Linked DNA regions of Mus musculus: region 1 is linked to region 2. A link is a loop called in an ENCODE intact Hi-C map of the cell type or tissue named here. Cell type or tissue: gastrocnemius. All regions are shown on one strand.

Region 1 (5,000 bases), 270 kb after region 2:
TGGTCTGGAAGCAATTGTTCCTGTGGGCCTGCCAGAAAGAAGGGGAGAATAAGAAATCCAGATGTAGAGCATTCTCTACTAGGCTGTGAGCAGGTCTTTGCCTTAAAACCCCAGCCAGCTGTATCCAGTCCTTTTCTCAGGAAGATCCTCCTTGGACCACCTTTGTGTATGTGAGTGTTAGAGTCACTGGCGAGACAATGTGGCAGCGAGGCAAGTGGAGACTTTCATAGCTCTGCAGACACTGGCACAAGAAACACCGTGGATCTGCAATTGAAGACAGCCCTTTGCTTGCGACCCAGATCACTATGCCCCTTCCTGGCTCTGTAGTGTGCCTTGTGTCCTTTCCAGTTTTAGCTTCCTGTCCTGTCCTTCCTTCCTTCCTACCTTTATGTTCTTAAATTTCTCCTGGAGATTCCAAGAATCTCCAATTCTGATCTTCTTCCCTCCTGCACCACAGCAGCATGGGGGTTGTGTCAATGTTTGAGTGCCCCAGGGAGAGCCTGATGCTTGGTCCTCAGCCAAAGCTAGGTTTTACCCTCTGGCTCAGAGAGCTCAGTGGCAGGCTGTGACCAATAATAACACCTTCTGTTGACATAGTGTCTGTCTTCTGGGGAACTTCGAGTGCTTCTCAAGAGCTCTTATTGATCTTCCCAGTCTCACTGGGAGGTATGAAAATGGCCAGAGATTGTAGTCTTCGCTTCCTTTTCCTGAGTTAAGTCAAGAGACTTATTTGGGGATCTTGTTTGTTTTTCCAGTGCTGGGGATTAGGCCCAGGAACTCAGGTGCTCCGAAAGTGCTATACATCTGAACTATACCTCTAACATTTTTCTCTCCTCTCTCTCTGACTCCCCTCCTCCCTCTCCTTGCTGGTTTTGGTATTTTTTGAGACAGGGTCTGACTTAGCTCTCCTGCTTCTACATCCCTAATACTAGGATTACAGGTGAACACCAGACTCTAACAAATAGTGAGTGGCTTCTTTTGAGCAAGTTTGTATATCACCTGGGATTAGGTTTGAAGTTTCCTAGAATTGGCTTCAACTTCATGGGAGAGGGAAAAAATGTAGGAAGAAAAAAAAGGTTGGTTATGTCAGATAGTCAATTAAACAAACAAACAAAAATATAGCACACAAATTAACTAACTAACTAACTAACTGAAACAGGTCCTGGTAAATGGTCTTTGCCGAAATATGACATTGGTTGACCAGATGTCCGGATTGTTGAATGATGTGATTGGATGGATGCATTTACCATATCCTTTTTTTCTGGGTTGTTCTCATGCCAGGTATTTCTAACCTCTCTGCGAAAGAAAGAAAGACACCACCAGAACCTGGGCATCCCAGCTGCTGAGGGAAGTTTCCATGGTGAAGTCTCAGGGAGGCTTCCTGGGAGCAGAGCATAGTGAATGCTGTAAGTGAACAACTGTCTGTGGACTTGCCTTGTAAAGATGGGTGAGCCCAGTGGGAGGGGCTGCTAGTGTGAGCCCTGGGTGTTGCCCAATGTGAGGGGCTATCAGTGTGAGCCCTGGATGATCACTCGTTTGTTTTGTTTTGTTTCGTTTCGTTTTGTTTTGTTTTTATTAACTACACACTTGCCTTTCCCCTAGCTGCTGTGGAGCAGAGCTGATGGTCTGCTTGTACACCAAAAGTGAATTACAGGGTTCTATGCTCTTGCAATTGGCATAGTCGGTGGTATCAAATGTATAGGGCAATATTGGCCACATTCCTCTAGCATGATGAATGAGATGAGGATTAAAGGCCTGGATTTCCATGCGTAACTAATATTATTATATGTCTTGGGTTTCTTTCACTTAACCAGAATGTTTGTTGTTGGTTTCTTATTTTTTTTTTCTTTTGCTACTGTTGCTGTTGTTGATTTGGTTTCGGGTTTTTGTTGTTGTTGCTTGGTTGATTAATTTGGTTTTTGTTTCTGTTGTTTTGGTTTTGGGTTTTGTTTGTTTGCTTGTTTTTAACCTTTAAAATGTCAGGCCTGTATGGAAGAATGGTTATTTAGGGTTTTTCTCTGTTTTAGAATTGGCTAATTTACTGGCTTTTATCAGGGTGATTGTCTGCGATGTTGGGATTAGTAAACCGTGCTTCATGTCAGCTGAAGACACTTGACAAGTTTCAGGGTCTGGTAGTTGATAAAGTGGCCCACTCTGAGCTTCGAGGAGCTTATTTGCTGTGAAATTTGAAATGGGTTTGCCTAGATCTGCTGTTTGAATGTGACTGTCACACACACACACACACACACACACACACACACACACACACACACCACACACACCCCATACACACACCACAAAATCTAGGAGAGTGTTGACCAGGAAAGAATATAACCACAGGAAAGTCCTGGATAGCCAGTTGATACTGCTGGGGGAAAAAAGTAATAATATCTTCGCCTTTCAGAACATAAAGAGCCAACTTCAATTAGAATCTGGGTGTGTGGTATACATGTAACTGGACATTTTATAACATATATATTATAAATGTTGAACTTTCTAGGTCTTTTTTAAAAATCATACTTACTGCCTGTCTGTGTTGGGGGAGAGGTTGAATGTCGGGGTCAGAGAATAGCTTGTTATTAGGTTCTTATTCACTGAAGTTTAAGTGGTCAGGCTTGGTAGCCTGTGCCCTTCCTTACCCACTGAATTTCTTGGTGACTCAATCACAGTTACTTTTCAGTCTTTTATCACTTACTCTTTATGATTGCCTAAAAGATTTCATAAAATTGAGATAGATACATCAAATATCCGAGAGAAAAAGGGTATTAATGTCAAAAGAATTCTCAAAACCATCTTGTGATATATATTAAAATATTTATCCCTATTTCGTAGTGGTTTAATAGTGTTGCCAAAATTAACTCGTTCAGTTTAAAACTTCCTGGAACCGGAGAGACGGCTCAGAGGTTGAGGGCACATGCTACTCTTCCAGAGGCCCAGAGTTCAGTTCCCAGCACCCACATCAGAGTAACACACTACTCTATGTGACTACAGCCCAAGGAGATTCAGTGCCCTCTACTGGCCTCCATGAGCAACTGCAGCTATGGAACACACTTGAATTTAAATGCAATACTTTGCTGCCCCTCATTGTAGCTGATGGAAGGCGCTGCTGTTTTAGCATGTTTTCACTGGTGGGTGTGCTCCCGTGGATTCTATAAGTTTGTGACTTGCCCTGGAACCCATGGCCATGTCCTTTATTCTTAGTCATACTGTTAAGGTCAAATATATCGATGACCCCAGGCAGTTCACCACCCCCATCACCACCAAAGAAAGTGTTATTTTATAAATCTGTGGGTTGCTGTACGCCTCCTAATCAATAAGCAACGGACATGTTGGTTTAGGGCTGCAGCATGGGGGGAGAATTGTATACGTTATTTTCTCATAAAAGTTTTCGTCACGCTCACGGACAACTCTGGGGCCCTGTTGGGTTTAAGTTTTAGGATGTTTCACCGCAAACACTGCTGGGCAGGTCACTTGCTGGCATCATGATGTTTTCTAAGTTGCTGTTTTCCTGGGAAGCATGAGTCTTACAGAAAGTCACTCTCAGACCTAACTTCCGTTTAAATGAGAGGAGTTACTTTGGTCCAGGCCAGCTTTGTGACTGTTATGGTGGGTTTGCCTTTTACACTGTTGCAATTAAGGGCTTATATCAGACCTCAGATATAAAAGTTCTCTAAGGTCCTGAAGAGTAAAATTGGAGATACCACACGGTCAACTCTAAGGCACTTGAAGAATCTCTCTGTAAACAGAGTGAGCAGAGAAGAAGAAAATGTGAAACTCCAGTGACCTCCTCAGGCATGCTTCGAGGACTTTCTTTTCACTGCTTGAATTGCTTGAACCTTGCCCCACCCTTCTAACCCTCCGTTTCTATTTTCAGCTTGGTCCTCATGCCCTGAGAGCCTTGAGGCCGGTGCCTCAGAAGGGTGTGACAAACAGGGATCGCCAAGGAATGTGTATTTGCACGCAGACGGGTATGAGTGTGGGTGTTGTCAGGTGTGAGCAGTGATCACAGCATCTTCGGCCAAGCGGTCCAGCCTCATCAGCTCCTGCCGACAACGCCTCAGCCTGATTACTCAGGCCTGTCTCATTAGCAGCCGCTCCCTTCTGTCACACTCTTCCTAACAGTTGGCCTTTACCCACAGAGGTGTGTGTGTCTCCACCTGGCTCTCAGAGAGCTGAGAGGCTTCAAGCCTTGCACAGGAAGGGGAAGGCACTGAAAGCTGAAGGAGGAGGAGTCAGGAGACCTGAATTTTGTAGTCGATGTGGCAAGTGGCCATGTGACCTGGGTCTCAGCACACACACACACACACACACACACACACACACACACACACACGGTGACACATTTCAAGATGGACAACAAGAGAAATGGAAGTGAATGACCTCTGCAGTTGTAGCTTTTGTGTCGAGTGTCACGGAGACATTGCTCTGCCGTGGAGCAGATCAGCTCCTCCTTTTTCCTCATTAACTCCTTTAAAAACCAATGGTTTGCTACAACCTAGGTTTCCGGTGCTTTTGGCTTAATGCGCTGAGTGTAGCCTTCTGATGTAAAGATGGCTTAGCACAGCACTTCTCAACCTGTGGGTCCTGGCCCCCTTGGGGGGGGGTCAACCAACCCTTTCACGGGAGTCGCCTAAGACCATCAGAAAGCACAGATATTTACATTATGATTCATGACAGTAGCAAAATTACAGTTGTGAAGTATCAGTGAAAATAATGTTATGACTGGAGGTCACCACAACCTGAGGAACCACCTTAGTAAAGTTGAGAGCCACTGGCTTAGCAGCTAAAGGGGCTCACAACAATTCTAACGATATATATTCAGGCCCTCAGCCCCCACGTGATCGAAGGAGAGACCCAACTCCTTCAAATTGTCCTCTGATCTCCCTATACGTTGACATGGTGTGTGTATGCCCAGATATATTTGTCGACACGCAAACGTGAGTAAATCTAACAACCTTTAAGATGTCCTTATTTTTAATTGTACATATGTGTGCATACAT
Region 2 (5,000 bases):
ATGAGTGTATCTTTTATTTTATGTAATTTGCAATCTGTTCAATTATTTAGTTGCTGTAATCTAGTAGGCAGTAAATGTTTGTTAGCTTTTTTTGTTTTGTTTGGTTCTGAATGACATAACAGGCTACTTCCAATGCAAACATATACTATAATTTAAAATCTGTCACAATTTCGAGGGCCCTGTGTACACTGGGTGTATTAAGCACTCTTGTGCTCCCTCTACTGCCTCAGAGAACACATTCATAGCCAAGACCCCAGCACACTCAGTCCTAGGGGGTTCCATAATTGGTGAAAAAGGGCTCTTCAAGGATGGAGGACTATTTCGTTCATGTGTATATATGGTCACCCCTCAATATGAGGGCTAGTTTTTGGGTCCCCCTGAGACACCCACATCTTAGACTGTACAAGTGTAGTGTTTGGATATGGAGTACTCACATCCTGTTACATGCTTTACATTATAAGTAATTTAAGTTAACAGTATAACTCTAAGTTATCAGTAATCTCGAGGTTATTCATAACACCTAGTGCAACGGAAATATCCATCATTCTGTATTGTGCATAGAATAATGACGAGTGAAATGTCTACAGGTATTCAGTACAGATGAATACACACACACACATATGTATATGTGTGTATATATATATATATATATATATATATATATATATATGTGTGTGTGTGTGTGTGTGTGTGTGTGTGTGTGTGTGTGTGTGTGTGTATTACCAGAAGCTGATTAAATTTGAGAATACAGAGGTCCAAGTGCAATGTGAATTTTTTCCCATTGGTAAATTTAATTAGTATGAAGGTAATTCACTGGAGAATTAGATTCTGTATGTGGGGCCAAGTGTGCTGAGGTAGCGCCCCAAAGAACAGACCAGTGTTCTTCATGCTGGGTTGAGCCAGTCCCCAGCAGTTGGTTCAAAGGCAGACCCCACCTGCCTAGTGTGGGGTAGGATCCTTGACTCAGAAAAGCTAAAATCCCCTGAATGGTGGTGCTGCAGCAGCTGTGGCTGCATTAACTATCATGCTTGCAAATGCAGAAGTGTGACAGAAGAGTCTTGTGACCTAAGAAATAGTTGCTAGACCATTTTGACCTTTCAAGAGTAGACAAGACAAAAATCAGCAAAACAGAAAGAAGGTGGGGGGTGGGGGAGACACGTCTTGAGACTTGTTGTAAGACAGGGAGGTCCCGAGCGTGGACCTCAGCACTGCTTACAGCTGAGCATCCCATGGGTCTGTAACCTCAACTTGGAGTGGGAAGAGACAGGAGGCAAAGACTAGGTGTGCTGATTTCCAGCCTAGTCTAGAAAATATGACCCTTTAAGTTTAGGTAGAGACCTTGTCTCAAAGGAATAATCAGAAAGTGATAAGAGGACCCTCCTCTCTCTCTCTCTCTCTCTCTCTCTCTCTCTCTCTCTCTCTCTCTCACACACACACACACACACACACACACACACACACACACACAGGTTAGTACCTTATTTTTAAATATATTTAATATATATTAAACATCTTAAGTATTAATATATTTAAGATATATGTATCTTTAATATATATCTTTAAAAAATAAATAGAAGGTACTAACATTTCTTTTTACATTAAATAATACATAACACACATCAGGAGCAAGGTTCAGCAGGGCCTCCTTCCTCAATTTTGCTTCACTACAGAGCTCGACCGAGTCTTATACAAACATAATATCAGATTTGGGGGTAGGGGCCAGTGCTATATAGCTGCCACCTTGAAAACCTTGTTCTTTTTCCATGGAGGTTTTATTTCCATGAGAACTTTTGCTTTTAGAGAGCCTCTCCTGTTCCTTCTCAGATGGTGCGTTTGACATTTTGTCTTCAGGAAATGAAACATCTCAGTACTCAAGTAAGGAAACTGCTCTATGAGTATTATGTTTGTGTTGGAACTTGCAGGAAGCAATAGCTGTAGGTGTGTGTGTGTGTGTGTGTATGTGTGTGAGAGAGAGAGAGAGAGAGAGAGAGAGAGAGAGAGAGTGTTTATGGCTTTAATCTTAATGGTTAGGAAAGTAAACAACACATTTCTTATTAATTATTTTTACTGTATGGATAATGTACATATTTAGCTTTCTTCAGGGAACATTTAAATTAATCGACTACGTCTAATATGAATTATGTGTTTTAATATGTTTAAGGTTGTTAAAATAATGCAAATTAACTGCTTGCACCAACGTAATAATTACAATATTAGGAGGTTTTTTCCCCTTGAAAATTCTCTAAATATAAGATGTCTAAAAATAGAGTGGAGGTGGATTGGACAGTTTACAGATTATGAGCTGGAATAAAAACATCTCAGTTATGCCAAAAACATGGCAACCAATATTTTCTGTTATAAAAATATTTTAGATTAAATTTGTTTTTTTTTTTATATGAAAGCTGTCTGCAAGTGAAGCGAATAACAGAAGCTTTGTCGGTTTCACAGGCCAGCCGGAACAATACCTGTAGCACAAAGCAGACGCCTTTCCCACAGGCAGCCAGCGAGCGTCTGCTCCATTTCAAAGACAGCTTTACCAAGAGGGAGCGAAAAGACACCAGTCAGTTAAGCTCTGAACTGTTAACCTTCACCTGGATAAAGCTCAGGAGGGAAAACAAAACTAGACAGAGCCCCGACAGGAAACTCAACGTTAACCGTCCACTAGAGGCTGTAATGAGACCAACAATGTCACTTTAGCATATGAAGTCTAATAATCGCGGATCCTCAAGTGAACAACACAGTTTATAGGGAGTGGGGGCGGGGGGGGGCGGTGAGAGGGAACAGTTGTAGTTCTATTTAAGCAACCGTGGATGTGTGCACGGTATTTCAAAACCTGAGAATAGATAATGTGTCCTACACCACAAACACACACACACACACACACACACACACACACACACACACACACACCACTGCATCTCTTTTATTTTATTTTATTATTATTTTTTTAATTTAACTTCTGAAGTGCCGGCTCCACAATACAGTAGTTTAAACGCGCACACGTTTCTCTTGGTGATTCTGTACGCTGCTTCAGACAGTGACTAATTGTTGGGTCATACGTAAACGGAGCCAAAAGGTCTCTCAAATCCGGCTTAGAGTCAATAAATAGTAGTGGCTTCCAGCGAGACCAAGGGATCGAGTTTCCAGACTCTCAGTTCTAAGCACCTGAAAGAGGTCAGATGCTGGCCTGACACCTACTGGTCTTCAAGAATTTTCTGCTGCAAAGAGAACGCGGCACTGAGCGACCCTCGTGGGGATGTGATGGCTCTTCTTTCGGGTGCCACACCTGTTGGCAAGGTGAACGCCTCCAGAGAAGAGTTCTTCCCTCGAGCTTACGCTTGGCTGAGGTGTAGCCGGAGGGGGCCGGGTGGGGAGTCCACGTCTGCGTTTAGCCACCGGGACAAGGTGGGTGGGGGAGCGTTCCTTCGCTTGGTTTCCCCGAGAACCACCATCGACTGACTGCTCAGTGCACAGGTTACCTCGCTTGCGATGAAATGAATGATCCACAGTTAGCCCTGAGGAGTGAGTGAGGTCGGTTACCAGGGCTAGCTAGAGCTGAGGCGTTCCATGCCCACAGCAGATTTCGAGACCAGCAGAATTTGAAAGGAGGACCGGGAGGTCGCCAGCTTGTCCAGGCAGGAAAGGTGAGGGTGCCAGTGCAAGCTGGGGAAGCCTGAGAACTTTCCCGAGTTGCAAGCCAAGGCAGCAGGCGCGGGCCTTGCCTCGGATGACGCAGGGCTGGCGGGTTGGAGGGTTAACAGTAAGGATACAATGAGTCCTCTTTAGATGCTCACCCGGGGGGCACCAAGGGCACTTCGTAATTAGAAATCAGCCGACTTCCCCGCCCCCTTGGGTATTTTACCAAGTAGGAGCCAAATCCTGACACCCGTCGCTGCGAGTCTCCCAGGTTGCCTGAGTTGCACCCTGCACTCACCCTGTCCCCCTCCAACTAGGTTGCAGGGAGCCGGGGAGGCGCGCGAGCACCGATCGGTCACCACTCCAATGACCTCATCGCCCCAACTTCCCCGCCCCTTTCTCAAACCTGGAAGGCACAGTCCCCTCCGGTCGGTGTCGGGGATCCGGAGCCACAGTTGCGGAGAGACAACCCGGCCTCCCCTGGAGCGAGCGCCGCTCCAGCCCGGGTGCATAGAAGGGTTAAGGGCGCGGGCCGGCAGCCGCGCCGTGCGCTCGCCGTGCTCTGTGCGGCTCGCCGGGCCGCCTGCCAGAGGGTGCCTCCCCCCCCCCTCCCCCCCCATGAAGTCGGATCCTTGAGCTGCGGCGGCGGCAGCCAACTGCTCCATATTTGGCTTCTATTACACATTTACATACTGGAGCGAGCGAGCGAGCGCGAGAGAGAGCGCGAGGGAGGGAGGGCGGGCGGAGGGAGGAGGGAGGGGAGGGGGGAGGAGGAGGAGGAGGAGGAGAGAGCAGAGTATACCGCAGACATCATTTCTACTACAGTGGAGGAGCCGTACAGGACCTGTTTCACTGCAGGGGGATCCAAAACAAGCCCTGTGGAGCCGCAGCTAGAGCTACAGCAGCCGCAGGACACTGTGTCTCTCCCTCTGTTACCCCTTCCCCACGCAACCCCAGATCCATTTACACTTTACAGTAAGTGGCTATTTTTTTTCCTCCTCTGATTCTTTCTCTCCCCCTCCCCCTTCCACCCCGATTTAGATTAAAATCACCCCCTCCCGCACCCCAATCTGCTCTCTCCGGAGAGGGGCCAAAGAACATCCAGCATACACCCCCCCTCCCCCAGTCTCAATGGGCTGCACGGAAAACAGCTGGAAGAGGAGCGAAGGAAACCGACGCGTCGTGGTGTGTGTGTGTGTGTGTGTGTGTGTGTGTGTGCAGGCGCGCGCGCGAGTGTATGTGTGACTGTGTGTACATACACTAGTGCCCGGCTCCAGCCTCCCGGCTCGGGACCCCCTCTGGGAGCAGGAGCGGCTAGCAAGGGCAGCAGATAGGGGCTGGGTGGGCGGCCGCCAGGAGAGGGG

The links. A loop is a pair of places that touch in the nucleus more often than their neighbours do. Peaks named below come from ENCODE experiments on the same cell type or tissue, not always from the same donor. Only the 100,000 strongest peaks of a DNase experiment are listed, where the experiment ranks them.
Region 1: a loop joins it to region 2, with 2.3 times the contacts of the local background. A loop is called at or near these places in 12 of 42 quality-filtered maps.

The regions. Positions count from the first base shown.
Region 1 is chr13:45,694,227-45,699,226 of GRCm38, reverse strand. Atxn1 (ataxin 1) reads left to right here. Exons shown (of 8, transcript NM_009124.6): 6 at 1,282-1,406. Among named protein-coding and RNA genes, the nearest start is that of Gm34582, 170 kb to the right of the region's middle. In gastrocnemius, a CTCF peak has its summit at 3,024 (motif pointing left); no DNase peak of the experiment used is centred here; H3K27ac peaks cover 966 bases.
Region 2 is chr13:45,964,426-45,969,425 of GRCm38, reverse strand. It overlaps Atxn1 (ataxin 1), which reads left to right and starts at 4,435. Exons shown (of 8, transcript NM_009124.6): 1 at 4,435-4,611. It overlaps 5033430I15Rik (RIKEN cDNA 5033430I15 gene), which reads right to left and starts at 4,202. Exons shown (of 2, transcript NR_167678.1): 1 at 4,043-4,202; 2 at 2,918-3,515. In gastrocnemius, CTCF peaks have their summits at 2,651 and 3,223 (motif pointing left); DNase peaks (open chromatin) are centred at 3,322, 4,086, 4,252, 4,958 and 1 more place; H3K4me3 peaks cover 2,698 bases; H3K27ac peaks cover 2,691 bases.